2 separate regions of the Homo sapiens genome follow, and region 2 is linked to region 1. Evidence: chromatin loops called from intact Hi-C (ENCODE). Cell type or tissue: PC-9. All regions are shown on one strand. Links, peaks and the distances in the headings refer to the core of each region. The heading gives the core; the rest is flanking DNA.

The links. A loop is a pair of places that touch in the nucleus more often than their neighbours do. Peaks named below come from ENCODE experiments on the same cell type or tissue, not always from the same donor. Only the 100,000 strongest peaks of a DNase experiment are listed, where the experiment ranks them.
Region 2: it touches region 1 in a loop (8-fold over the local background); 2 of 110 quality-filtered maps call a loop at or near these places.

The regions. Positions count from the first base shown.
Region 1 is chr2:145,898,851-145,914,811 of GRCh38, reverse strand. No RefSeq gene overlaps it. Among named protein-coding and RNA genes, the nearest start is that of LINC01911, 930 kb to the left of the region's middle. In PC-9, for the core only: no CTCF peak of the experiment used is centred there; DNase peaks (open chromatin) are centred at 5,421 and 8,261; H3K4me3 peaks cover 670 bases; H3K27ac peaks cover 2,392 bases.
Region 2 is chr2:145,684,697-145,700,657 of GRCh38, reverse strand. No RefSeq gene overlaps it. Among named protein-coding and RNA genes, the nearest start is that of LINC01966, 810 kb to the right of the region's middle. RefSeq lists an enhancer at 12,624-13,125. In PC-9, for the core only: no CTCF peak of the experiment used is centred there; a DNase peak (open chromatin) is centred at 7,317; H3K27ac peaks cover 2,693 bases.

The DNA.
Region 1 (15,961 bases), core at 4,383-12,382:
GGGTATGAGTTGCCTTTGTACACGTGGTTTAGCTTATACTCTCTTCCTTAGGTTGAAAAATAATAAACTGAGGTTGAACAAAATAATTGTCCTTCCTCCATGTCTGCCAGTGTTGGCTTTCTTACTCCATTCTCATCCTTTGTCCCTTTGGATTGGACTAATTACATTTTATTTCTCCATCTTTTTCCTTCTGAGAGAGAAAGGTAGTGATTGTAAAGAAAGAGTGTTGCATGGAAGGCCATTACAGACTAAGAAAATAATTATTAGATTATAGATACATTAATAGAAAGAACCTTAACTAATCATCCTCTAGCTTTGGGGAGGTATCCATCAATTGTATTATTCTCAGATACTTTAGAATTTTTCATCAGAATTATCAGAATTATCTATGAATCCAAGCCTGTGAGAATTAGTGATTGCACATCCCTAGCCCTTTAAAATTTCCTGCTTTCTTGCTAAACAGAGCTATATTTGCTTTAGCCAGTAATTATGATGCTAAAAAATTAAAAATAAACATTCACTTATGTGAAGAAAAGACACTTTGTTAATTACAACCATTGAAGAGCATTCTATGTGTTTTTATGTAATTTTCAGTTTACTTTGATATTATGTGACTGTAAGTTTCAGGACTCCTTATAACCTATCAAAAATATGTTCTTGTCCTCTAATTATAAAAGTTTTGGATTCAAATTACAGGCATTTGAAAATTAAGGAAGAAAAAGAATACCACATAATATCATTCTTGACAAAATCACTTAATATTTTGATATATTTCTTTCAAGTGTTATTTTCTTTATACCTATATAAATGTTGAAGCCCAAAGCAAATTTTGGTAAATGTAAAATTTTATGAGGTTATTTTCTAATTAAACTGCATTTTACATATTTTTTCCTTTTAGAAAAATTTTTTTTACATGATTTTGGTTGAGTTCATGCTATTCCACTATAGAACACTGTACTTGGGCCTGAATTCAACTCAATAAATGGGCATTTTGTTATTCCACTGGTTTATTATTCTAAGTGTTGCAATAAACATATTCATATATGAATCTTAGCCTGAGTCGGAAAATGTCTTTAAGATAAATTCTGGAAGTAGAATTAATGCAACAAAAGATATAAAATTTTGGGATAACAATTTTAAAATTCTTAATAATATTTTCAATAATTTCTACCTTTTTATAAAGCTTATGAAGACTAATATACCTACTGGTAGTCTAGAAGAGGTCCATTCTAGAAAAATATATTTTTGAATTAAAAATATTTGATTTAAATTTATTTAAATATTTAAATATATTTATACTATTTAAACTTATTGATTGGATTGCTAATGAGAATGTATTGGGTAGTCATATTTCTGATTTTGTGAATTGTTTATTCATCTTTTTTTCAATTTGTTATTACATAGTGGTCATTTTATTGGGCCTAACAAGAGTTTTATAAATTAAGAATGACACTATTTATCTATTATATTAGTTGTAAAATTGTCATTAGTTTTGTTTACCTTTGAACTTTAATAAATTTCCTTGACATTTAGGAAGTCAATTTTATGTTATAAAATCTATTGGTTTTTTCCTTTGTGAATTCTTTCATTGTTTATAAATTTAGAAAGACTATACAGTCATATATTTCATATTTAACTGAAATGCTTTTATTTGATGTTTCAGTTTAACATTTTAACCAATTGGGAAATAATTTTAGCATTGGATAAAGACAGATATTTGAGATCTAGAAATATTTAATGTTTCAGTATATTCATTCTGGAAACCATTGAATCATATTGTCTATTTTTGTACACTGATTTTTTTCTGACACAAATCTGATATCTTGATCTGTTTATTGATTTTACAGAAGTCCACACTTTAAAATATTTACATTGAGCAATACATTTTAATATTTTATAGCTCAAGATTCTACCAGCTCTTTTTGTTTAAAGGTGTTATGAGTGGCTTATTTCAACTCATAATTATAGTGTGTGTTTTTTTGTTTTCAGAGGCTCTACTTAGCCTTTTGGTTTTAAACTAGGTTTTTTTTTAGAATTTTATTCTTTAGAATGATCTGTTTTACTATGATCAAATGTGTAACTAATACAGATTTCAAAACTAAACTTTAGAAAAGGCACGTCAGTGAAGTTATATGCCCATTGTCACTCAACAAGCCAGGAAATTATAGATTTGGAATCAGAACTCACATTATAACAATTTTCCAGCCTGATGCTTACCTTATGAAACTCATAACCCTATTGTTTATGGGCTGAAAGAAAGTCTCATTGTGGGGCTTCTTGCTCATAAGGAGCTTTCCCTATGGACTGTGACAGAGACTCCCTATTGACTTGCAACAGTTTCTCAAAGCCTTGATCCCAGAAAGAGAAGAGGCTCAGGACAATACCCTTGCCATGTCATTCTGTCTTTGTTAGAGCATAAAATAATCTTGGAAATATCTATTGTGAATGCTAATATAGAAATAGTCTCTTTGGGGATGGGCCTGGGTTGAAAGGGGCAGGTTCCTGGAACATTATGGTGGCCTAATGATATGTCTGTGAAATAAAACAGTTCCTGAGATTTTCCAAATAGTTTATTGTTCATGTTTAAGTGATTATAGCAGTGATTTAAGCCAAACTAAATATTCTCTTTCCACGGTTTACTTCAACTCATTCTAATCCTTCTTCATACAAACCTGTTCAATTTCTATTCTTTTTCTTATGTATTTGATCATGTGGGCAAAATTTACTGACTGAAAAGAGTGTGGAAACTAAAAAAAAAGAAAAGAACAAAAGAGCAAATACTGGGTGGTTAGTGGGAGGTGCAGGGCAGGATTGATTACAAGTGTTCTAAGAGAAAAATGACACATCCGACTGGGCATCAGGAATCATTTCTTGCCAATGAAATTTCTGAAGCTGTGGAATCATCTCTAAAAAGAAATGATTGAAGCCTCTTATCTGAGCCACTTACAATTGCACCTAATAAAGCTTTTGAGAACTCTATACTGTTAGTAAGGGATGATGACTTAGTAAGTCCGGTCCATTGATTCTGTGATAGTCTTGGCATGACCTACTCATGGAATAACTTCATAATCAAATCTAAGACACCCTGTGAGCACTATTTAAATTCATGTCTCCAATTTTTGGATGACTATTCAGATATGATTCTGCTATTTGTAAAATACTTATACAAAAATGACTGTTCTTACATTTGTAAAAAATACTTTTCCCCTGCAAAAGAATGTCTTCATCTATCACAGGAAAAATGATTTGAAAAATAAAATACAAAAATAAGCAGAATTTGTCAAGATACAGTATACAACATCCCTGATGCTTTATCTAGCTCTTGGTGTTATTTCAAGACTATGGAACAGTGTTAGAAGCTCAATTATTATTTTATAAAAATAAAAGGAAAGGAAGAAGAAGAAAACACTCTGAACTGACAATTTGTATATCATACTAACAGCTGATCTAGGCCAAGCGCGGTGGCTCATGCCCCAGCACTTTGGGAGGCCGAGGTGGGTGGATCACAAGGTCAGGAGATCGAGACCATCCTGGCCAACATGGTGAAACCCCATCTCTACTAAAAAATACAAAAAAAAAAATTATCTGGATGTGGTGGCGCATGCCTGTAATCCCAGCCACTCAGGAGGCTGAGGCAGGAGAAACACTTGAACCCGGGAGGTGGAGGTTGCAGTGAGCTGTGATCGTGCCACTGCACTCCAGCCTGGCTACAGAGTGAGACTCCATCTCAAAATAAATAAATAAACAATAAAACAGCTGATCTAAACACTGAAATTAGATTGATCTAAAACACTCAAATTAGACTTTACAAGCAAATAACCAATTCTATCTTGGCTTTAGCATTGCCTCTGGCACCTTTATAATATGAATATCTGAACAAAATTATAAGAGTCTCCCTTTGAGTGCCTGGGAAACTTATTAACTACTGGACATTCAAGGCAATGACTTCCCAATGTGAAAAGTTACTGCTAATACCTGATATTAGCTTGTTTGGGTCTTGACTAGTTCCTACAAAAAAGCTCAATTGGCAGTTCCCCCTTTTACTAAAGATTGATTCCCTTTCTAAGTCCTTTCAAAATCTAAATTAACCTGGGGATTTTCACCTTGACTTCTTTAGTTCCAACGAGACATGACATGCAAAAACTTTCCTGTTAACCCATCACGTGAGACAGAGTTTGGTTTCTGCAATCGTAAGCGCAGAGCACTATAGAGAGCTTCTAAGTGGTAAAAGGAAAGGAAATTGGAAGGAGGAACTGAAGATATTTTTCTCCTATGAATTAGCACAAATACAGATTTATAGCCTACACATGTGTTTTGTTTTTACTGATGGTTGTAACTAGGGACACCTGTAAGACAGAGCCAAAGGGGAAGAATTAAAAATAAATGGAAGAAAAATGTAATAATAAGCTGCATTTCAGAGCTTGATTTGAAGCCTAGTATGTGAGACTTTAAAATTCCCCTTTCCTGGAAAATGTTTTATCATTTAGCTTATGTAATTTAGCATACAGTATGAAGGCTGAAATATAACATTTTTAAAAAGATTCTTTCAGTATTTCCAACGGAAATGTTGAGCTAAGTGTAGAATTTGTGGGATCAGTTAGCTTATAAATAATGATCCTTTATGCTGGCATTGGGAAATCCCTGTTCCCACAGCTAGTTCAATAAAGCAATTAATATCAATAAATGCTGAAGAAAGCAAATCTCTATTCACTTTTGTCTGGATTAGTTAACATGAGAAAAATCCTATCCCTCTCCTGAAGTATTTAACCTTCTCATAGGAAGACATTCTAATGGAAGGTAAATAAAGCATGTTTTGATGTATGTTTCTCTTGTCATACACTGTCTCATTCTTATAAAATGATTCACCTTTCTACTACCCCCAGAAATTTTCAGTGTGGTTTTCTATTTAGACTAGGATCTTGTGGAAACTTGTGTTGTCAATATACTTTATCATTTTTCCAATAAATTAACTCTAAATTTAGCTTCTGTTTAGATGGCTTTCTTCAAAGGCAACATAACTTGCAAAATTCAGATATAATGTTTCTTTTCTACTGCATAATGATTACACATTCCATGCCGAATAGTTCACATGTACTCAGAATTTACAGAGGATATTTGAGAAAAAGCAATTTTTGTGCGACATCACATACTTTAGTGAATCTTTTAGCACAATCTACACAATGAAGAAAGGTTTCATCAAGGCAATGGGTGAGGTTTAATCGATCTCATTGATAGATAAGGATTTAGGCATTCAAACTTTCACAGATCAGCATTCAGTAAACCAATGTCAAGAAACAGCCCTGAACTTTTGCTGCATTTGGCAACATTATTTGAGATTTCACACGCAAGCAATAAAAAGCTTAAAAGATATTATCCTGTAGAGTCCAAAAAATGTGGTAATAAGGTAAGAGTTGAAATGCATTGTTGACATAAGAAACCCCTGGCTCATGCTTGATTTATAACACAGCCAGTTTCATCAGAATTGGCATAAATGAGCTCTTCTGACAGTACGGTGATAACATACTGCAAGAATTGAAGCTGCCAATTCTTACACCTTCATTCTACTAGCAAAGAATTTTAAAACAAAATTTCAATATTGCTACAACAACACTCTTTTGCTGGTTCTCAAAAACTGAAAGACCCATTCTGCCTCCTGCTTATAAATTTGAGAATGGAGAGAAAGCTAACTTTTAATGTACCTAACTAAATGTGTGTGTGTGTGCATGTGTGTGTGTGTATCTGTTAAATTTATATATACCAAAGTTATAAAATTTATGGTGAGTTGCCTAATTACCAAGCTATAATCAAATGATATTTTAATGTTGAAATAAAGTATAAATTTCAAACCAATACCTTAAAATTAAATATAAATTTCAAACCAGTACCTTAAAACATAATTAGAGGCTATTATTATTACTCTCATTACAATAGGTTCTTCTTATTATTTGCCATCTTGTCCGTGGGGCTTGAATAAGAAAGAAGACAACATTTCTTACAGAAATTACATTTAAAAGTTACATTACAGTAAAGCAAGTAACAGCTTTTTCAGAGAAGTAAGTTTATTTTCGTAATGTTAAAAAAGGAACACGTATTGTGGAAGAAGGGGTATCAGGAGAAAATCATTGAATATGGAAAAACGAAAGGACCATAAGCATTTGTTGTTTTTCGACTTCCTCATTAGTGAATTCTTTTAAAGCCTTTGTGTTTAATTCAGTGAAAAATTATACCTTAAAATATTTTATGTATAAATTGAACTATGTTCAAAAGCGGCTAATATTATTAACGGTGTTTATATCAAGGGATAAATAATACATTAAAGTACATTGTGTATTACTTAAGTAAGCTTTTTATATTGAGATAATTGTAGATTTGCATGCAGTTGTGAGAAATAAAAATTCCAGAGTACCATTTACCCAGTTTTCCCTAGTAGTAATAGCTTGCATAACCATAATACAAAATCACCAAGCAGGATGTTTACACTGATACAATGCACTGATCATACTCAATTTTTCCCAGTTTCACTTGTACTCATGTGTGTGTCTGTGTATATGTGTGTGTGTTTAGTTTCATAAAATTTGGTTATATACGTAAGCTTATATACCCACTACCATGGGAAGGATACTGAACAGTTCCCTCACTTCTCTTATCTCTCATGTGGCTCTTTTATAGTAACACCCACCTCCTCTTCCACTCTCCCCCCATCCACACCCTGATAGTCACTAACCTGTCCCCACTTTCTACAATTTTGTCATTTCAAAAATGTTATATTAATGGAATCATACAGTATATAAACTTGATATTGGCTTCTTTTCACTCGACAGAATTCACTGGAGATTTGTCTCTACTTGTGTGATATCCATAGTTTATTTCTTTTTATTGCAAAGTATATTCCATGGTATCAATGTATCACCATTTGTTTAATCATTCATCTACTGAAGGACATCGGGGTTTTGTTTTGTTTCTAGTTTTTGGATATTATGCCAAGTATCTAAAGATGTTCCTGTTGTCTCTGTATCTTTGATTTCTTGTTTGAATCCATTATGTTCAGAGAGCATACTCTGTATGAGTTAATTCTTTTAAATGTGTTAAGGCTTGCTTTATGGCCCAGGACAGGGGTGCTTAAAAAAAGAAAGTATATTCTACTGCTATGGGTTGGCTTATTGTATATATGCCAATGAGATCCTGTTGGCTAATTGCATTGTTTAGATCTATATCCTTGCTGATTTTCTGTGTAGTCATTCTTTCATTTGCTGGGGGGGTGGGGGGAGTTTTAAATTGTTAATTATAATTGATGGTTTCTTTATTTCTCCTTTAAGTTTTATCAGATTTTGTTTCATCTATATCCAGAGTATCTTCTTTGGTGCATATACATTTCAAATCATTATTATGTTTTCCTGGCAGATTGATCTTTTATTATTTCATAATTCCCCTTTTTATCTCTAGTAATTGTCTTTGCTCTGAGGTCTGCTTTATCTGATAATAATACAACCACTCCTGCTTTTTGTTTTGGTAGCATTTACACAGGTATGTCTTTCTCGATCCTTTTATTTTTAACCTACGTATATTGTTAAATTTGAAATACTTTTCTTTTAAATGCCATATAATTGGGTCATATTTTCTTATCAACTATATTGATCTCTACCTTTTAATTGGTGTGTTTAGATTATTTACATTTGTTGTACTTATTGATACATTAGACCTTAAATCTGCCTTTTTATTATCCATTTTCTGTTTGTTGTCTCTATTTCTTGGGTCTCTGTTTTGTTGTTCTTGACTTCCTATAGATTACTTGGATTTTTTATTTTTTAGGTTTACATCTTGATTTATTTTGAGCATATCTCTTTGTTTAGTTTTCACAGTGGTTGCTCTAGTTATTATAATATACATATGTGGCTTATCACAGTCTAATGATATCAACATTTTACCACTTTCAGTGAATTGCAGAAACCTTAACTTCATTTATGTCCTTTTTCCTTTCCTACTTTTAAATATCGTCTTGCATATCAGATAGTGTTATATTTTAATCAATCTTAAAATACGGCTTATAAAACTAATGAGAAGGACAGCCTATTGTATGTACCCATATATGTTTCTGAGTGGAGAAGGGAAATCTCAGGCCTAGTAGGAGAAGGAAAAGGGAACACTCTTGCTGTCAGCCTGGTTCCTGAGTAATTGGCCTTGCTGTGCTGACCTACTTTCCTGAGGTTGTTGAGGTCAGTCCAGAGAAGGAATGCACCCACCTAGGCCACCTTCTGTGGTTAGGTTGATAGTCAGGAAATGCAGGACTGAGTCATCGTCTTCTGTTGGGTGTAGGTCACAAGACACCCTGTCCCTTTTTTTTTTCCTGCAATCCCAGAGTCTCTAACCAGTTTTCCTTCTTTCCACCTTTCACCATTCCCCATTTGATCTCCTACTGCATTATTTCCAGTTTGTCATTGTACTTAGTGGAGAGGAGGAGGGTGATGTAAGTCTACATCATTTTATCCAGATGAGATGTACCACAAAATGTATTTTAGCATATAAAAGACTATTTTTTTTCAGAAGTTGATAAAAACCATATTATAACAGTTTGCTGTGGGAATGGTAGAAATAAAAGAATATGGGGAATAAGAGGTTGGTGAGATAAGAATAGATCTGATGCTGCTGAGTATGCAAAACTTTAATTGAAAACAGTATTTCAGTCACAAGCAGTTTTATACCATAAATAGGAAACAGCCCATACATTATTTACATAAAGGAAAAAGAGGAATCAGAAACTGGATATTTTGACAAGTGTCAAGATAGCAGTAACGTTCTGTTTGTGTTAGTTTCGGTAATTTCCTTAAATCTTTCAAAACATGGTCAGAATAAGCTAATGTGAATTAGCTGCCAATACAATAAAAGCAATTGTTGTCCTCTAATTGTTACTTTTTGTCACAATTTCAAAAGTTTTATTTCTGAACTGATTCATCTGTTCAATAGATGAAGAATAGCATAGACAACTATGAGGAAATGAATAAAATTGGAGAATGTATATTAAGTATACATGAAGACTTAATAAATCTAGAGAAACTGAAACGAATAGGTTAGAAAATTAACAAAACAAAAGAGAAGTCACAAATATACAGTCAGCTATTATATGATAAAGGTGGTACTGCAATTTAATGAAAAAGAATCTTAAATAATGTTGAATCAATTTTATATTCAAATATAAAGAAAAGGAACTTTGACCAGTACTTCACAGCATAGTCAAAGACCAATTCTAGATGACTCATAATCTAAATTTGAAAGTTAATACACCACAGATAACAGTAAAAGGTTTTCATGAACTTGAGACAGGTAAAAATTTCTCAAGCAGAACAAAAAAAGTATTAAGACAAAGATTTGTAATTTCTACTAAATTAAAATTTAAAACTTCTGTTCATCATAAGACAATATTAAGAGTGAAAAGGCAATCCACAGAGTGGGAGAAGAAATTTGCAATGCATATATTTAACAATGGACTCTTATCTAGAATGTATAAAGGACTCTTACAAATTGAGATTAAAAAGACAGACGACCCAATTGAAAAATTGTCAAAAGACTTGAACAACACTTTACAAAAGAGATTGTCAGAATGGTCAATAAGCATATGAAAAGTTCCCCAACTTCATTATTCATCAAGGAAATTAAAATTAAAATCAAAATGAGATTACTACACACCCACCAGAATGACCAAAATGAAAAAAAAAGAAAAGTTGGAAATATCAAATGATGGCAGAAGTGTGTTGCAACTGGAATTTTTATATACTATACCTGGTAGTATAAGTTAGTTCAGTCATTTTGTAAAAATATTTGGTACTACCTGTTAAAAGTGACCATGCACACAATTCTGTAAACCCAGCAATTCCATGCCAGTTAACATATGCACATACATGCACCGAAATACATGCAGCAGAATTCATAGCAGTTTTGTTCATCTCAGACAAAAACAGGAAACAACCAAAATGCCCATCAACAGAAACATAAGCAAACAACCTGTAGTATATTTACATACAGAAATACCATAGAGCTATTTTTTTCAAAAATAATTACTGTCGCATACAACATGTTAGACAAAATGTTGAGCAAAAGAAGTCAGACCATAAAAAGTAAAGTTCGTATAATTCCATTTGTTTGAAAAAAGCAAAATATACAACAGTTTCTATAACAAAATTCAGAATATTAGTTTAAGTTTGGGTATTTAGTTTCTGAGAATGAACATGATGGAGGCTTCTGAGTACTTCACTGTGTAAGATTTATTAAGCTAGACATTTAAGATTTATGTATTTTAGTGGTATTTATACAATGGCCAATTAAAATATTGGTAGTCAAAATGGACCTACTTTTACTCAAAACCTATATCACAACTACTTGCTAATGACAAGAAAATGTGTAGAGAAAAGAGCCAGTAATATTTTTGAAGTATTATGTTATCCATACCCTTTATCAAAAATACACAACTGAGAAAAATACAGGTGATTAGAAATCAGGCAATTAGAAATGTCTCAAGAATCTTCTGTATACTGACTATAAAATGTAGTGCATCACTTAACAATTTGGCATCAATTTTCTCATCTGTAAAATGTAAATTAAAATACCAGCTTCAATAGAAATCATATCAGTGGTAGTATTTGAAGTTGACATGGAAAGTGTTACAACATTTAAAACAAATACAATTTAAGGTAGTTAATTAATGTTATTGAAACAATATCATGATGTGCTTGGGCATAAATAAAATAGTAAGAAGAATTTCAGTTTTGTTGAAGAAGATACTTAGAAAGCAAAATGGAGAAGGTAAAATTGACCAGTCTTTTGAGAGATTTCAATTCAGTTTATACAATTGAGTATAGGGCATTTCCACTTAAAGGCTGACTCCATAGTCCTGCTAAACCCATTTTATCTAAAACTGATCTCTTTGTACACAATTTGGGCTGCCTGCTTCTGGTTCCTCTTATACGTATTCCAGTGAATGTCTGTATCCCCAGACGTTCTATCTTCTAACCTCTGTATCATTCTTATCTCTTCCCTCATCCTTTACCACCGCAGCCCTACAGGTTCTTCTCACTTGCTGCTCAGAAAAGTCAATACATTGAGAACAGCAGGAGGTGAACCAGAAAAAAAAGAGTTTAATGGTCATAGGGCCAGCCAAGCAAGGAGACAGGAGATATTTCTCTAATCTGCCTCTCTGAGAATTCAGAGGCTAGGGTTTTAAAGTGTACTTTGGTGGGGAGGGGGCTGGGGAACTGAAACAATGGGTTGGCTGGGAATGAAATCACAAGGATGACAAAGCTGCTGGTGAGTCCGTACCCAGCTGAGGGTGCAGGACCAGTTGAGTCAGTCCTTAGTATGGAACACAGGTTCAAGTGGCATCTCTCAGTCTATCAAAATGCTACATCTGAAAAATATCTCAAAGATTAATCCTTTAGGTCTCATAATAGTGATGTTATCTATAGGAGCAGTTGGGGGAGTTATACATCTTGTAACCTCAGTTACATGACTCTGGGACACTAAACAAGCTAAGCAGGCAATGGATGGCTATCATTTAACCATACCTATTCCTTAGCAAAGTTCAGGCCCCTACCATGATTCTAAACTTGTGGCCTTTTACTACTTTTTACAAATATAGTTTTTATCTTTCAACAAGGAGGAAATCAGCTCAAGAAAAGGACTATGATGGCCTCCACACAATAATGAGCAAAAGCAATTTAGCCTGGTAGGTGCAAGATGGAGTCAGTTATGTCAAATTTCTTTTACTACTATAATTTTTGAAAGGCAGTTTCATTATCTCTCTTCAAACCACCACAAATCATTTTCATCTTACCTCCTAATCTGTTACATCATCTACTTTTTTTCTCTATCCTGTCATTACCTAATTAAGACCACTCTCATGTCTCATCAAAATTGATATAATAAAATCAAAAACAAGTTAGTTACTTCCTAAATACAATGCAGGTACAGACATTGCGTAAATACACTCATTCAAAAAGGAAGAAATTGGCCAAAACAAAGGAGCTACAGTCTCCATGCAAGTCAAAAATCCGGTGGGGCAGTCAAATCTTAAACTTCCAAAATGATCTCCTTTGACTCCATATCTCACTTCCAGGTGGCACTGATGCAAGAGGTGGGTTTCCATGGTCTTGGGCAGCTCCACCCCTGTGGCTTTGCAGGGTACAGCCCTTCTCCTAGCTGCTTTCATGGGCTGGCATTGAGTGTCTGTGGCTTTTCTAGGTGCACAGTGCAAGCTGTCATTGGATCTACCATTTTGGGGTCTGGAGGACAGTGGCCTTCTTCTCTCAGTTCCACTAGGTAGTGCCCCAGGGGGACTTGGTGTGGGGGTTTCAACCCCACATTTCCCTTCTGCACTGCCCTAACAGAGGTTCTCCATGAGGGCCCTGCCCCTGCAGCAAACTTCTGCCTGGACATCCAGACATTTCCATACATCCTCTGAAATCTAGGTGGAGGTTTCCCAACCTTGATTATTGACTTCTGTGCACCCACAAGCCCAACACCACATGGAAGCTGCCAAGATTTGGGGCTTGCACCCTCTGAAACCACAGCTGAGCTGTATCTTGGACCATTTTAGCCATGGCTAGAGTGGCTGGGACTTACGGCACCAAGTCCCTTGGCTGCACACAGCAGAGGGGCCCTGGGTCCAGCCCACGAAACCATTTTTTCCTCCTAGGCATCTGGTCCTGTGATGGGAGGGTCTGCCACAAAGGTGTCTGACATGGCCTGGAGACATTTTCCCATTGCCTTGGTGATTAACATTTAGCTCCTTGTTATTTAGACAAATTTCTGGAGCAGGCTTGAATTTCTTGTCAGAAAACGGGTATTACTGCATTATCAGGCTGCAAATTTTCCAAAGTTTTCTGCTCTGCTTCCTCTTGAATGCTTTTGCTGCTTAGAAATGTCTTCTGCCAGATACACTAAATAATCTCTCTCAAGGTCAAAGTTCCACAGATCTCTAGGGCAGGGGCAACATGCCACCAGTCTCTTCATATAGCAAGAGTAAACTGTGCTCCAGTTTCCTAAAAATTCCTCATCTCCATCTGAGACCACCTCGGCCTGGACTTTATTATTCATATTACTATCAGCATTTTGGTCAAAGCCTTTCAACAAGTCTAGGAAGTTTCAAACTTTCCCACATATTCCTGTCTTCTGAGCCCTACAAGTCTCTAGGAAGTTCCAAACTTTCCAACATTTTCCTGTCTTCTTCTGAGCCCTCTAAACTGTTTCAACCTCTGCCTGTTTCCCAGTTCCAAAGATATTGCCACATTTTTGGGTATCTTTACTGCAGCACCCCACTACCTTGGTACCAATTTAGTCTGCATTAGTCTGTTTTCATGCTGTTAATAAAGACATACCCAAAACTGGGTAATTTATAAAGGAAAGAGTTTTAAGTGACCCACAGTTCCACACGGCTGGGGAGGCCTCACAATCATGGTGGAAGGCAAAGGAGAAGAAAGTCCTGTCTTACACGGTGGCAAGCAAGAGATAACTTATGCAGTGGAACTCCCACTTACAAAACCGTCAGATCTTGTGAGACTTGCTCACTACCATGAGAACAGTGTGGGGGAAACTGCCCCCACGACTCAATTATCTCCACCTGGCCCTGCCCTTGATATTTGGGGTTTATTACAATTTAAGGTGAGATTTGGGTGGGGACACAGCCAAAGCATATCACCCTCTTTGAAATTCTGTAACTCTTTACTCCACAGATAGTTATAGTGGGCTTTCAGCAGGATGGAGTTGTAAATGTGAAGAAAAAAAAAAAACTGAGAAGTCAACAGAGTGAAGTAATAGTGTCAGAGAAATCATTGGAAAGGTGGGAGAGGGTATATCAGTGAATTCTTGGATGGGAAACAACCTTGCTAGGCAATCCAAGTTATGCTCCGAAGTAACAAAGGAAGGCATCTAAGGAAGGGGTGGGTGGGGGAAAGACGGAAAAAGTAGTGATGATGAGAAAAGCAAAACAAGATCCTCTTCCCTTATTGAACTGCACAGAGTTGGTGTGAATGTTTTTGAAAGCAAGCTGAGTAGAATTTCATAAAGAAGGGATTAATGGAGGTTTCCAAGAATAAAGAATGGCCTGTGGAGAGTTAGAGTTATAGAGATTTTTGAATAACTATTGGGAAGGTGCATCACAATCATATTGAACTCAAGTGGAAGGAATTGCCTCATCTGTAATCAGGACAAAGGAGGTAAAAGAAACTCATAAACCCAGAAATTTAGCAACATAGATGTAAAAAATTAGCCAGGGAATGATTATCTAGTTTCATATACCAATTACTGTATTAAGGTTAAATATTCTTTTTTGTTAATAATTTTAATTAAATTTTGACTCTTTGAATATCCCCTAAAAGTTCTAGTTATGATATCATAAGCTAGAAACATGGTTGTATTATTTTTTGAAGCAAATTATTTTGGGGATAAAACATGTTATATAAATTAGGATAGGTTATGTTATATTGCATTTACAAATAGTCCCCAAATCTCAGTGACCTATATATTAAAAGTATATTCATTGATTTCTGTTACATTTCCATTATCAGTAGAGAATGCAAATTCATCCTACGTACTCAGGTACCCATACTACAAAAGCTCTATCTTGACAGATCTTTCATGATCACGATGGCAGGGATGGTCGTCATGCACTGGTTCTCAAAGCTTTCCCTAGAAATAACCAATGCCACTGCCACCTGAATTTCATGGGCTAGAACAAATTGTGTACTCATGCCCAATCTCAAAAGGCAAGGACAAGTGAGATTCTACTAAATGCCTGCATAAAGAAACAACTAGAATATTTGAATGGCCCTAAAGATAACTTTGAATGGGTAACAGCAAGTAAGATAGTGAAAATTCCTATTCTGAGCCTTTTATTTAATAAAATGGCGCTAAGAAGATAGGGCAAGGAAGAAAACTTAGTCACTGAGAAGTGGAATGAGATACCAATGTGAACAACTAGCAATTGGCAGAGCTACAACTGAGTTTCAATGTCTGAATCTTCCTTTTGTAGTATATATCATTTTTAAGTAGTATAACCTACTTCCTCCTCTTTCACAGACTTTATAAAAGGATCTGTACATTCATATTTCTGTGGCAATCTGTAACATGCTGACCTTTGCTTTGTCTCTTTTAATTCTCTCCTCTTTGAGAAAGTTGTCAAAATAAAGGGATATATTAAAGGGTATCTTGTACAACAAGCTATCTTGGTTTTATAGGTATATTGTTATCACTGTATTTAAGAGAATTTTGGTGACCTCTAGTGACCTTTGGGGTATATATTTTTTTCAATATTAAAGAAAAAACGGCTGGGCATGGTGGCTCATGCCTGTAATTCCAGCACTTTGGAAGGCCAAGGCAGGATGATCACTTGAGGCCAGGAGATTGAGACCAGCCTAGACAACAATATAATGAGACCCCCTCTCTACAAAAAATAAAAAATTAGCCAGGCGTGGTGACACACACCTATAGTCCCAGCAACGCATGAGGCCGAGGAGGAAGGATCACTTGAGGCCAGGAGTTAGAGGCTGCAGTGAGCTATGATCAAGCCATGACACTGTAGCCTGGGCAACAGAGTGAGGGGCCCTATCTGGAAGGAAGGAAGGAAGGGAGGAAGGAAGGAAAGAAGGAAGAAAGGAAGGAAAAAAAAAGAAAAAAGAAAGAGAAAAAAAGAAAAACAGTGTCCTCCTGCCCCTAGAAAGAAAGCAGTTTGCTCAACCTGTTTAATTGAGATGAATCAAACTTATGACAAATAAAGACTTTTAATTAAAAGTATAATTTATAAAAACAATAAAAGAAACCATGTTTGAATCATACGCTGCATTGTCTATGGAGTGAAACTTAAGCATCATTCTAAGCCTGTTATTATGAATCCCCAGTTGGAAATGCCAAGACAATCACCTGCTTAAACACTGATTGAAAAACAACTGCTCTCAGGATTCTGTCTAACTTTATAATT
Region 2 (15,961 bases), core at 3,714-11,713, 210 kb after region 1:
CCCTCATATGCTGTTGTTGGGAATGTAAATTAGTACAACCATTATAGAGAACAGTTTGGAGGTTCCTCAAAAACTAAAAACAGAACTAGCGTATGATCCAGCAATCCCGCTGCTGAGTGTATACCCAAAAGAAAGGAAATAAGTGTAAAGAAGAAGCATCTGCACTCCCATGTTTGCTGCAGCACTGTTCACAATAGTCAATATTTGGAAGCAAACTACGTGACCATTAACAGATAAATGGATTTTAAAAAGTGGTACTTACATACAATGTTGTACTATTCTGAAATAAAAAGGAGATACTATCATTTGCAACGACATGGATGGAACTGCAGGTTATTACATTAAGTAAAATAAGTCAGGCACAGAAAGACAAACATTACATATTCTTACTTATTTGTGAGATCTAAAAATAAAAACAATTGAACTTATGGAGAAAGAGAAAAGAAGGATGGTTACCAAAGTCTGGGAAATGTAGTCGGGGGTAGACGGGAGCGGCAAGATGGGGATGGTTAAGGGGGAAAAAAAATAGTTAGAAAGAATGAATAAGACATAGTATGTGATAGCACAACGGGGGGACTATAGTCAATAACAATTTCATTGTGCACTTTAAAATAATTAATAGAGTATAATTGAATTGTTTGTAACACAAAGGACAAATGATTGAGTGGATGGATACCCAATTTTCCATGATGTGTTTGTTACGCATCTCATGCCTATAAAAAGAATCTCATATATCTCATAAATATATACACATACTATATACCCCAAAAAATTTAAAATAAATAAAAACTAGGTACTCCAGAAAAAACATTTTATTTATGACTTACTATGAAATGTCAATAAAAAGTGAATCAATCATAACCTACCAAAAGAAAGCAAAACAAGCAAGCAGAGAAATCCAGAAGTTGGAACATTCTGTGAGAAAATTAGCCAAACCTCATGAAAAACTGGGTTTTATTAGATTAAATGTGATTTAAGAGAACAACAATCAGAGGTATGACATATATTCTGTTTGTATAGAGATTTCAGAAAACGTTAATATCATCTATGTATTGGTAAGTTTCTGAAATGAAATAATGGAGATCAATTATTGAAAAATCAAGATTATAAAAAGATATCATTTCAGCTTTTTTTGTAAATCAACTATTACAAAATAGTTTATTAAAAGGTTAACTAATACATTTATTTTTAAAAGTCAGTAAAAATAATGGCACATGTTTGTTTTGTATCTGTGTAGTTTGCATATAAATGGTACAGAAATATAATCTAAAATATTAACAACAATAATTTATGGATAGTGACAATGTGACATTTTATCTTATTTTCTTTTTGCCAGTGTAAATGTCATTAATTTATACAATAAATATTTATGATTTCAGTAATAATAAAAGATTATGTTTAAAAAACCAAATGCCGGGCATATGTTGAAGTCCTAACACACAGTATCTCAGATTGTGACTTTATTTGGAAATTGGGTCCTTACAGATGTAACTATTTAAGTTAAGATAAAGTCATAGTGAAGTAGGATGAGCCATTAATCCAATATGACTGGTGCCTTTGTAAAAAGAGGAAAAGAGACAAAGAGACACAAGAGATAATATCATGTGACAATGGAGGTAGAGGTTGAAGTGTGGTAGCTACACGGCAAGGTATGCAAAGAATCGCCAATAAAACACCAGAAACTCAAAAGAAGCAGGAAAGGATTCTCTACTGCAGGTTTTAGAAGGAGCGTGGTCCTGCTGACACCTTGATTTCAAACTTTTAGATATCAAAATTGTGAAAGAAATAAATTTTGTTGTTTTAGGCAACTCAGTTTGTGGTACTGAGAGTGGCAGAAGGCAGCTAAATGCCTAGGTAGAGAGGGGTGGGCTCCCGGGGAAACCCCTCCAAGCCAAAGACAGTTTAAAGCCTGAAAGCCAAGCAACAATTGAGAACTTGTCTTCCCATTTGGCGCGTTTTCCTCTGATTGACCTCCACCCCTCACCTATTTTACATAAACCTACCCTTTCCTAATTGATTGTCCACACTGTCAAGCCATGCCCACCTATAAGTACTTTTTGGGAGACAATTTAATTCTTAACACTGGGCATAGCATTCTGATGGTCTGTTGTTTCTTCACCATACCTTGAAGATAAAGTCAACTGCTTCCTTTCACTATTGCTGTTAAAAAGTCAGCTCTTTGTTCTGCTTGCCATTAATTTTTAAATTATCTGTATTTTTTTCCTCTGGCTGCTTTTAAGATTTTTTTTTCCTTCATTACTGTTCTGCAGCTCAGTGATTTGTACTTGTATAGAGCCTTCATTTCTTTTCAACTCAGTATTTAATGACTTCCTAAACCCAAGAATGGCTAGATTTCATTGTCAGGATAATTCTTACCCGGCATTGTTTTAAATTCTTCCTCCCTCCAATTTCTCCTTAACATGTCTGGAAATCTGGTTAGATGTGTTTTGAAATTTCTCCCTCTTTTTTCCATTCTTATTTAACCTTGTGAACCAATATCCTCACACTCCAAGTCACCAGAGATTGTGATATGTTCCTATGGGCAAACTGTGACATCAATATTTACCTTTCCTAAAGATTGGTACTTTCTTAATTATTTTTGACCTATTACAAATAGCCTTAATTTTCTTTTTTTTTTTTATTATACTTTAAGTTCTAGGGTACATGTGCACAACATGCAGGTTTGTTACATATGTATACATGTGCCATGTTGGTTTGCTGCACCCATTAACTCGTCATTTACATTAGGTATTCCTCCTAATGCTATCCCTCCCCCATTCCCCCACCCCACGACAGGCCCCAGTGTGTGATGTTCCCCTTCCTGTGTCCCTGTGTTCTCATTGTTCAGTTCCCACCTATGAGTGAGAACATGCGGTGTTTGGTTTTCTGTCCTTGTGATAGTTTGCTCAGAATGATGGTTTCCAGCTTCATCCATGTCGCTCCAAAGGATATGAACTCAACTTTTTTTATGGCTGCATAATCTTCCATGGTGTTTATGTGCCACATTTTCTTAATCCAGTCATTGATGGACATTTGGGTTGGTTCCAAGTCTTCGCTATTGTGAACAGTGCAGCAATAAACATACATGTGCATGTGTCTTTGTAGTAGCATTATGAGCCTTAATTTTCTACCTGCAAAGGTTACATTAATAGCTATGTTAGTATCAGATTAAATTCACCAGAAAATTAAGACAATTCCAAATACATATACAGCCAAAACACAACTTGAAAATTGAAATGACTGCAAAAAATTGACAATTTTGCAAACATATTAGAAAATGTGAACATTTTGCTCTCATAAACATCACCCTGTTACATCCAGCAAGTTATAAAAGGCAGTAAAATTTTTAACATAACTATTATTTTGACTTATTGGTCATATGCCAAACATTGCCTAAAATACATTCTTTTCTGACCCACAGGAAAAATTTTAAAAATTAAAAATATTTTAAAAATTGAAGATGCATTAAAGATAATCAATTCTTTAAAGCAAAAACAACACCACTATATTATGGGGTGTATAAATATGTAAAAGTAAAATATACAAAAACAGGAAAATAACAAAGCAGCAGAGATGGTCATATATGCTTAAAGAATTCTTTTGTTCTACTTCAAGTGTTATCATATTGTTCTTAGGTGGATTGGGATAAGTTTAAGATGTGAATTGTTACTCTAGATCAATTAAAAGAGAACAGATACAAGGAAATCAAGCTAATAAGCCAAGAATGGAGATGAAACAGAGTAATAAAAAATACTCAAGTAATCCAAAATAAGGGAGAAAAAAGAGAAATGAAGTATAGGTAGGTCAATTAGAAACATATTTTCTAATATATATTTTCATGTTTCAAATTAGAAAGTAACAAAATGTAAATGGTCTCAGCATTGCAATTAAACACACAAATTAGAAAAATGTATTAAGAAAGAACAAATGACATGTTTTTTATTATACACACATTTCAATTATGCAAACACAGACATGTTAAATAAGAAACTATGAAAAGATATGTACTGTTAAAACTACTTTTATAAAAGCTGAAGTGACTATATTAATATCATGTAGGATAGGGTTCAGGACAAGGACGAGTACCAGAAATAAAAAGATATGTCATAATAATAAATGTCTGTACCCACCTATTAATAGACCTTCAAAATAAATGGTGCAAATGATGTAAATGAAAGAGGAAACAAAAGCTGTCATACTTAGAAATTTCAATACTCATGTCTCAGTAATTAGCAGTTTAAGTAGACCAAAAAAATTAGTATAAAGAAGACATGAATAATATTAAAAATCAATTTGACTTAATTGACACTTATGAAGCACCATTAATTTTACCATCAACAGCAGAATGAATATTCTTTTTAGGTGCACATGGAACATTCACCAAAATAGTGTATGTGATAGGCCAAAAAACAAATTTCAATAAATTTGACTGGATTTATGTTACACAAAGTGAGTATAAAGAATATATATTATTCTCTAATACTGTAAAAACTAAGAATGCCTTCTCTTACTGCTTTTGACTGTTGTACTAGCAGTCTTAGCCTCAGCATTAAGACAAGCAAAATAAATAAAAGGCATATACACTGGAGTTAGAAAAGTAAAGCTCTATTTATTATAAAAAGACATAATCTTGTGCATGTAAAATCTTAGAAATCTACAAAAATGCCACTAAAATTAATTACTTACAGAGTTCACAAGCTACAAGGTCAATGTGAAAAAAATCAGTTGTATTTCTGCAGCGTAGCAATAAATAATTTTTTTAAATATATTTTAAAAATTAAAATAATATCAAAAATATAAAAATAGAAATAAATATAACAAAATGTGTCAAAAACTTTACTCCTGAAGTTATTTAAATACATAAATAATCATGCACTGGAAGAATAAAGACTGTTAAGGTATCAACTCTCTCCAATCAATGCACTGAAAGAATAACTGTTGTTAAGATGCCAGCTGTCTCCAAGTTAGTCTACTGATTCAATGCAATCTCAATAAAAGTCCCCACAGAAATTTTGTGTCTTTGTCTGTTCTAAAGGCAAAGAACATAGAACAGCCCAAACAATTTCAAAAAGAAGAATGAATTTGGAGAACTTGTACATTCTGGTGTATAAACTTAACTGAAAAGCTAAGGTAATCAAGATAGCATAATATTGGCAATAGATATTAATCAGTTACAGAGTATCTGTAGGGTCTATTGATTTCTGACAATGATGCCAAGGTAGCTCAATGGAGGGAACATGGTCTTCTAAAAAACATGATGCTGGAACCTGGCTATTTATCCACATGGAATAAAGTATCTCTCAACAGACCCCGACCCAACCACACACACACACATACACACACACACACACACACACACACATACAAACCAAAATAGATCAAATAATAACGTAAAAGCTAAAATTATAAAACTTTGGTAGAAATGTGAAAAAATATTTTAACAACATTAGGATAAGCAAATATTTACTTAATAAATATTTATTTAATAGTAAAATCACTAACCATTAATGAAGAAATGATAATTTGTCGTAAACATACAGTGGAATACAATGGAATTCCTTGGAACTCGGGGAAAAGAAAGACAACAGTACAGATCATAACATGGATGAAACTTAAAACCTCTATGCTGAGTGAAATTAGCCAGACACTAAAAATTATATGTCGTATATGCTCAAGTCTAAATGAAACAAGAATCATATGGTGACAGAAAGCAAATTAGTGGTTTTCTGGGTCAGTTGGGAGAAAGGGGTTGTCTAGTTTAGGACACAAAGAAACTTTGGGGGATGTTGGAAAGATTCTATATGGATTGTGGTGTGGTTCTACGTGCACACGTTTTCAATAGTTTAAAATAGGTACATTTTGTTGAAGGCATATTATACTTCAATAGGGTTGATTTTAAAAATTAAGCACATACTGGGTTATAAAGAAAGTCTTTACTAAATTTGTGACTTAGTATCTTTCTGTCTGCCCTCAACAATTAAACAATTTCTCTGATCCTAAGTTTCCCAAGTCCTTATCAGTTTCATTAAGATGAAAAGCAATAATGTGTAATGCATGTGAAAAGGGCACAATAAATGTTTATTTGTTTTACTCATCCTATTTCCCACTTATAGAAATATTCTAGTAACTTATAGAAATATTATAATTGAAAAATTGTGGCTTCTTTACTTTTGTTATGCTTTTCTAATAAATTTTACCATTCATTTTGTTACAACTCTGCCCCTAGGTCATTAGACCACAGTGTGTGCTATCATTGTTAAAATATAGAGTTGCCGTCTTTCATTCAGAGAGTACCTACGTAATCTGCCAGTTCTATCAGCTAAACAATATTTTATATAAGAAGCAGACATTTGCTGAATTGATTTAAATTTTGGTACTCGTATTCTAAATTGTCTAGTCATTTTTTATTTTAAAACTTTTTATTAAATATATGCTATACATCATCGTAAATTTTCTGTAGTGATAGAAAAATGGAAAAGACAGATCACAGCATCATGTAACTAACATCTCAAAAAAAGTATTGAAGATATAACTAAGAAAACTGAGCAGGAGAATTTTCATGGGAGCATAGTTGTTTAAATATTTTCTGGATGGTAATTAACTTATCATCTGGTTGCTTCAGATATTTTTTATACCTTTGACTTAGTAAAAGCAGTGATCAATTTATTAGAGGAAAAAAATCTGTTGAATTTAGTAGTATTTTCCAAGTATATATATAAGAAGTAAAAATAAAATCTTGGAGATCATTGCATGCATTATCAGTTTTCTGACTTATTACAAATCCAAGTTAGTCTTGTTTGGTTCTACTTAAATCAGATATTGTTTCTAAAACTAATAAATATCAGAACTAGTGGCCAGATCTAGAAACTTCCTCCCTTAAACCTATTCAAGTTAGTCAAACATAGTCAAGCATAGTCTTCCCAAATCACCTTGAGAAAATCTGTTCACCAAAAATCAGATGTCTGGTCATATCAGATGTCAATTATTTTACTTACTTTCCAGGAGGAAATACATCATCAACGACAACGAAAGGATCTGTGATTGTAAAAGTTATTCCTTTTACAAATATTTAGATTTCTAGTTTTAATCTATTTAAATTTCATATTTTAAAAATTGATTTGTTTTACCATATTTCAAAAAAAAATTCAAAGTTGCTGCATGTGAATTTTAAAACCTGTGACTTCTCAGATGAGTTCATGTTTACCAGCAGGGCTCACCCATAAAGGCCGGCTGAATATCCAGTGTACTTTCCCTTCACTGTGGTCAGTGAATCAGCAAGTGTTACAGGAGTTCAGCGTGAAATGCCAGGTGCTATTTCAACAGTCCTTCTTTCACAATGCTTAGGGTGGGGTCACTCTGGTAGACCCTGATAAGGTTACTGGAACTGAGTTCCTGGGGTGGTCAAGTTAACATCCTCTAAGCTCATGCTCTCTGAATGTAGAAGGTAGTCACAGAGACCTGGTTCCCTTTTTTGGGCTAAAGGCTACTCAACCGCAAGCTGCTTATTAAACTCTGTCTGGAAAATATTATTCACTGAAATCATGTCTCAATAGCACAGAGTTTAATTTTGTAATTAACCAAACCATCTGTCATTGCAAGGCTCTCTTAAGGGCATCCAAATGGGAGAACTTATAGAACCTTGCATGGTGAGTGGTAGTGAATGGCTGTGAGAAGGAAATGGTATGAATTTCAAATGATAGCTACAAATAGATTGTCAACTTATGAACTCAGAACAAACTACTTTCCTAAAGAGATGCTCCTGCATCTTTCCATAAACAGATTATTGCCCTTTTCATAAAATATTTAGCTCTTTGCTTTATAAAGTAAAGTTCATATGAACATAAATGTTGCTGCAAAAGACCGTCCATCTGTGTTTTTGCTGTGTGTGAATAATAGCAACATTTCCTTGAAAACTTAAGAATACTTACTAAATAATCAACGAGTATTAATCAGTTATATAATTTATTCTTCCTTCTAGATTTCGAGGCTTTCTGTCTTGCTGCATTAAACATCCATAGATATTTACATTACATGCAAATCAAAGATATCAAGAAATAAGATCTCTAGAGGTGATAAAACATTATTTGTTGGGCATGCCTTGAATCAGGTTTGAATTAGGTTTACTTATTTAATGATACATATTTGGGTCTGGCATCATCCAAACAGCTCTGAACTAATAGCCCAGACAGGATCTTAATGACAATTTTTTACTTTGGTGGTTTTGTTTTTGCATGTACATTTAAAAAGTATCAGAAAATTTGTACAAATTTAAAAATTAAATATTTTGAAACCTTAAAATCAAATATAGATACAGCTATATCTTTATACTTGTAATATATTTACTAAATAAGGTGAAGTCACAAGGATGGGAAATTATTCTGAGTAATTCAATTTACACAATTCTTTTCACCTTTTAGTAGTTTATATGATTAAATTTTGATACTATGTAGTCCACAGGAGGAATGAATAAATGCCAGAAAAGTAATGGTGATAGATACAAATTGATTGTTAGACTTCCTCAATACCTTGGCCCATTGATATTTAAAGTTTTAATTAATAGCTGAATAGGTGCTTTAATGGTCAAGTAGGATATTTGGTTCTCAATAACCTATAACATCTCAAAGTTAATATTGAAATGCCACTTACACACGTCCTTTCCTCTAGTGGTGAGGATGGACAGGAAAAAGCAGTTCTAGACCCTGAAAAAGTTGGTTTGTATGGGTTAGCTATTTTCCGATGAGATCAGTCTAGCGCTGCCACCTGCACTCCAAAACATTGGTCCCAAAGGAGTCATGATGTCATTATGCCAACACCATCACATCTCAGTGTTGTTATATTGAGTCAGCCAAACTTGGCCCCATATTGGTCTGGTTCCTGTTCTTCTAACTTAAACCCACACCGTTTGGAAATGGTGTTCTTTGCGAAAAGATTAATGCCTTCAGTTCTAATTACCTTAATTATCAGCTACTTTCTAATGAGAATATTATCTAGATAATGACTAAAAATTATGAAAATCAACCTCAAATAGAACAGGTTTTACCCTTTAAAAGTAACATAGCTAATATCCTACTTATGACAACTTTTCCAGTATGTAATCTTACATGAGAACTATACTTGTATAGTTAATCAGTTGCCAGAAAATAATTGCCAGTAAAGGCAGAGGGAGAAAAGAAAGACATTAAGTTTTCCAAAATTTCAAGCTATTTTAACCAGTAAAGGAAAAGATAACTCAAGTAGGTAATTCCAGACTGGAAGGATATGTACAACTAATATTTCACAAACCTCACTAAAGATGTTAGAGGAAAGAGCTCACCAGGATGAGTGAAACTCCTGGATGTATAACTCCTAATTATATATCTATATTGATTTTTTATTAGTACATAACTGTTAAATAAAACACTAAGTGCATTTCCCATGTCATGTTTTCAGAATTCCTTTTGGTAAAAAATCTATTTTGTCCCTTTGAAGTACATCTATAATTGTTCACCTTAGATTTGGAACTTAGTTTTAAGTAGCACACAATTATCTTATGAAATTGAGCTAGGCAGTAAAACTCCTTACCTTTGAGGATTGCTTGATTATTTTCTTAAAAGATAAATAAAACAAGAACAAAAAGAAAGGGGATAATTCCATTCAGTACTAAAAATAAAACACTATATATAACCCACATTGGAATTTTTTGAAGTTATGGAGTATCTTAAAGGTACATACTTAACATTTCCATTAAAAATAATTAAATTAAAAGTAGAAACTCAATAGTAATGAAGAATTTTTGCCTATTATTGTTTATCTGAAAAGCACTAGTTTGAAAAGGGAAAATCTTTTCCAATCCCACCCTCCCTCCCCATCTTAGTAGAAATATAAGATGAGCAAGGTAGTAATCCATTATGACCTTAAGTCAATTATCTTTAAGTAAAAGATCTTGTTATAAGGACAAAAAATGTTAGTTCTACAACTTTTAAATTCTTCGTACTTTGTTACAACTAACATTTCCAAATTGTCCAGATTAAGCAATGTTTCCCCCTTATCAGTTAAACTACACCTTAAAATCTTATAAATGAAGTTGCAAGTCTGAGGAAGGATACGGAAACTCTATCCATTTGCACTGGAGTAAATAAACATTGGAAGAAAGCAAAGATAAGAAATTTCACAGGGAAGCTAAAATTATTGTTTTAAAATATCTCTTTTCATTGTTATTACCATTTATCAGCAGGCCTTACGTTGGTAAAATCAGTACAGATTGGGCTGGCTATATGCGGCTGAGTCATCCAGTTTGGAAATTTACCGGTTATACATCACTACAGTTCAACCTCTTTGCCACCTCCACACATATTTTTAAGTAGTTACAGTCAGAACAACAATGAGAAAAGAAACCTTACAATTCTAGGTTTGTTCAAGATTCAAACATCACTAATAACCTGGTTGCAAAAAAGCATATTACCTTTCCTAAATGATTTTCAACACATTTGACTTGTATAATTATAATATTCTATCAAAAATGGATATAATGTAAGTCAAATCCTGTTTACCAAAAAACAGCATTTCCAGATAAGTCAGACTAATTGTGAGTGCTGCCTTTCAAAACCTACCCATGAGTTTATTATTGAGTACACTGAGAAGAAAGAAATATTTTCACATTTAACTTGGTTTTGGTGCAAGTTATCATTTAACAAAAGTGGTTGATTGTTTTACAATTTTAACATCCTATTTGGGTCGTTAGTTGACTTCAGCTAGAAACTATTAAAAATGTTCTAGTGCTCAATTATTATTGTTTTAAAATTATTTTAAAATTTAATAAAACACAAAACATGAGTTTTTGTAATTAATTTCAGAAAATCACACATAATGGAAATTACCTTAAGTAATATGTATTCAAAGAGAAATAATAAATATTCAAGCATTCTATATTTTGAGATAATGTTTTGGAATTTAAAAAAAATTGTCAGAATTAAAATAACTGTGAGAATTAAAATGGTTAATTTCTGTCTGTTGTAGTTAATTCCTTTGCTATAATATTCAATTGCTTTGAATGTGTTTTTATAAAATATGCTTTCAGAGCTTTCAAAAGATTAAAGACTTGGAATGAACCCAAAAGCCCATCAATTATACACTGCATAAAGAAAATGTGTCACATATACACCATGGAATACTATGCAACCACAAAAAAGGATGAGTTCATGTCCTTTGCAGGGACATGGATGAAGCTGGAAACCATCATTCTAACACAGGAACAGAAAGCCAAATACCACATGTTCTCACTCAGAAGTGGGAGCCGAACAATGAGAACATATGGGCACGGTGGGGGGAACATCACATATCAGGACCTATTAGGGGATGGGGGGCTAGGGGAGGGATAGCATTAGGAGAAATACCAATGTATATGACAGGTTGATGGGTGCAGCAAACCACCATGGCACATGTATACCTATGTAACAAACCTGCACATTCTGCACTTGTATCCCAAAACTTAAAGTATAATTTTAAAAAATAATAAAATAAATAAAAGGTTACCTTTCCATCTTCATTAATTTTTGTTTCTGAAACGTTCCTGATTCGAAGACAGACTTAAGAGAGTTTAAACACATCCTAATTCATATGGACCAGTTGAGAGAGTCTCTCCTGAAATGAATCATTCTGATAACTTTTTAAAACCTACTTCTATAAGGTATATTATTGAATATTACTGAATTTACTGTTTCCATCAGGATGTTTGGCTGTCATATAGAACAAACTATCACAGTCTACATACTAGTCAGAACAGTTAATGTAATATCATAAAATCTGTGTAGTGGGCCTAATTCTGTCTAGTTAACACTTCTTTTTTTATTTGTTATTTTTTATATCCGAAAACAATATCTATGAAATGTCAAACTGTCTATCTTACTTTACAGACCTGGGTCAATTTTCAATGGCAATGTTTCATTATAGACTCCAGCTCAAAAACAATATTTTATATTTCCTTATAGAAATTATGATAGTGACGTCTTATATTTCAGGCAACAAGTATCTTCTCTATCAAGCATCTGTCAGTATGAGAAGAACTAAAATTAGTCTCAGTTTGCTCGTCTGTACCATGAGTGATAATTATTTCCTTTTGAATCTGTGAGTAGGAAAAAAACAATTATTAACCTAGCTTATGTATATAGTTTCCATATAGCAGGCATAAATAAATATACATACATATACATACATATATATACATATATAAAACACAAGCAAATTTGTATGTTAATTCTATTATTTCTCATTTCTCTTACAGGAGTGACTCATAAGCAAAGTAGTTGAGAAGTAAAGTCTGAATCTGACTGCGTAAATCAGGGTGGGTTTACACTTAGGTGGTAAATTCTAATTCTAACAACTCTACCTAGTTTGCAAATATGGCTAAAACACTTGTTTTTTCCTACTGCCTGTTCTTTCCACCCCGTCCCCACCGTCCCCACCAAGTATCACCTTCCCCAAATTAATACCTCCTACCCCAACCCCAAACATTCTGGCTCCTCTTGGTAGTTTATAAACCCTGTGTCAAACACCTGTGTGTGTAATTTGTTCCAAGGGAAAACATGATCTCTCATCAGAAGCAAATAAAGCATATGGCATTTGATTATCTAAGCACACCCTCAAATATTTTAAGCAACTTCTTGATTTTCATAATTCCGACTTCTGAAGTGCTTCCTTTTTTTACCTCAATTTCAAAATTACTAGGTATCATATGATTATTGTAAAGCTGTGCATTTTGCAAATCAACCTCAATTATTATTAGCCTTTGCTTTTTCAGCAGGAGAAATAAATTCCCCACAGTGGCCATTCATTTGCCTCTCAGCATGGTCTCGTTCCTAAAGAAACTTGAATCTGAATTTACTTCCTCTTTACTGGTTGGAAAACAAATGTTTGATTTGTGGTGAGCATGTAAGTGAGTTTTAAGCACACACACAGGTAACAACGTGTCCCCAGCACCACCTCAACCATTTAGGAAGTTTCAAATTCCCCGGCATAGAAGTTGTTTCACAGACCCAGCAAAGTGCTGGGGAAATAGTAGGTAAGCCATTTGGAGGACTTCAGAAATGCAAGTACTCCAAGTAACTTGCTGCACTCTGCCCTCATTCCTTCCTTCAAGCTAGAAAGACTTGGGGGAATGTTGCCAACCTATTAGCATTTCCAGAACTGAAATAATCTCTTCCCAAGATAGTACTACTGGAATGATAACAAGACATGTGGAGCCCAACTTGCCTGGCTCTCTTCAGGTTTGTAGAGAATAGAGTAGTTTCATAGATCTGCTTTCACCTATGATAAAAATCGGAAAGGTTAAAAACCTATAGTTCTAGTTCATGCCTTTTTTTTTTTTTTTTTTCTCTCTTTGACTTTCTTTTGCCAAGGAGTCTTTGTGCAGAGGCTGGTGAAAGTCGATCACATCTTACACCCTTCATGTCAAGTATTTCTTAAGGTATCTTATTTTTCATATTTCCAGGGATGTTAATCTCATTGCAGGACTAAAGTGGTTATGACTCTTAACAGTAAGGAAGGAAAGAAAAAAACAAAGAAAGTAGGAGAACATTACATTTAATTGCAAGTGTAGTAGAAAATTTTATGTAAGCAATAAAATAAAAAAAAAATACTTCCCTGCTCTGGAGAAAGGAAGATTAAATATTTAAATAAGATAGCTTATAAGAGATGTTTAAGTCAAGTAGTCTACCTTTTGTTTTTCTTTTAATCAACAACTTCCATTTCTCTCTACTCCCCCTATAAAGGCATTATGACTTTTAGTGAGTCCTGCCTTAATAAGCCATTCTAAAGATGAGTATGAGGTCAATTTATGTTTAAAAGCCTGCAGAGGGGCCCAATTATAGAGTAGACTGTTGGTATAAACTGTAATAGTTTATGTCAGGAAGTTCTTTTATTTTTTAGATAAAATTCAGTGTAACCATATGTCATATTTACAGTACAGAATACAATGTAAATAGTGCCCGCTGGAGTTGTGCAATATAGTAGCCCCCAAACTCTCATTATTTGAGCTGCTCACTTCTAAAAACATTAGTTCAACTCATCACACAGGCATAATTTTGGGGAATGAATACATTCAATTTCCAAACTCCTCAGTAAGAGAAAATTAAAGAACGGCGAACAAGTAAGGATAAATTTGAATACAGTTGTTAATAATATTATTCCCAGAATATAGGTTCTTAGAATTATCACCTAGTCTCCTTTTGTGTATTTTGTTTCACTCATCTAGAGTCATTCAACATGAATATGTGCTGCAAGTCTGTTGATTCCACCCAGTCTATTAAAATCACCTCTAAGTCAAGTGCAACGTAGACTGCTGCCCAAATCTTTAACTCAGAATTTTCTGTGTGACGTTTAATGCTGATTCTGTCTCTTTGCCTACTGTATTTTTAACTAAGGGCACTCTTTGAATATATTATTGTTGTTATTTACAACTATCTGGCAGCAGTTACACTAATTCAAGTTGATAATCAGCTATTTAAATTCCTTATGAACTCATGGTGGAATATGATGTAGCAGATCGCCTGAAGAACTTTATGTTTTGTGATATTATCACGACATAATGTAAAATGCCATGGAACAGGTCATATTGCCCAAGTGTCATTACACCTTGTGTCAAAAACCTGAAGCCTCTTTTGTCAGTTGGCTGACTGGCTTATTTCTCCAGAGATCCTCAGCTACATGATGTTGGAATTCACAATTCAGAGGGCAGTTGACACACCCATTTCTGTACTTAGACATTATTCCTACCTTCTAGTCTGTCAACCTCATCCTCATCAGTTTACCGAGAGTCTACAGAGGGTGTGGCCTTGTTTTACTCAAGCAATCAATAAGTGAAGGCAGTAAAGGAATGTAAAGTGAACAAGCATGCGGAAAAGAAATAGAAGACAGAAAATAACGCCTTGCAAATAGACTCTGAAAGGTCATTCAAAGTTGAAGAATTCAACTATTTCTTAAGTTGTATTTTGATAGGTTCATTGATACAACTAAATTGACTCAAGTTTCAACCAAAACTGTTTTTACAACCTACCTTCCTACTAGGTAATACTCATTACCAAAATTTTATCTTGGTTAATCTGGTCTATGGAGTAACTGTAAATGACTCATTAATAGTTACTCATGAAGTTTCCTTCTGGGAATTACTTTTAATAAGGCAATAGATAAATGTGGTGAAATACTTTCTGAGCTGAAGCTATTATCTTTGTACTGAATAGAAGTCTAGACATGAACACGTAGATGTGTGTCTGCTCAAATGCTGAAATCCAGGACCTATTCTATACCAGAGTATTTGGAATGTATTTTACTAATTGTCCCATTGACTATTAAAGGAAATTTGCAACCAGAGAGAAAGATAAATACAACAAACCTGACTCGAGATGGTTAAGAACTTGAAAGAAACCATTAATAGCAATGAAAATATTAGAAATCTCAAGAAAAATGGTTTTCCTTAGAAGATCATACTACCAGCCTATAGGTCATATCTGCAGAACATATTCTTTTGTTCTTACTGGTAGAACTACTGATCTGAATTAATACATGACATAAATACAAAATAATACTTTTCTGTGCCAAGTTTTTGGTCATAATTTATGTAATGAATTAGAATTTAACAAAATAATATGAAGATTAGAAGATAGGACACGCTTCATCTTGAATTTTGGGTGATCATGGCCAAATGGATAGTTGTTCCTTCGTATATAGGTGGAGGATTGTTTCCAGAAGCCCCTCATATTCCCAAACCCATGCATACTCAAGTCTTGCAATAAGTCCTGCCCAGCCTGTGTATATGAAGAGTCACCTCTCCATATATATGGATTTCACATCCAGGAATATTGTATTTTTGATTTGCAATAGGTTGAGAAACATCCACATATAAGTGGACCAGCCTAGTTCAAACCCATGTTGTTCAAGGGTCAACTGTCGTTATTTTCTTAAAATGTCTGCTTAATTGTATAGTGTGTTT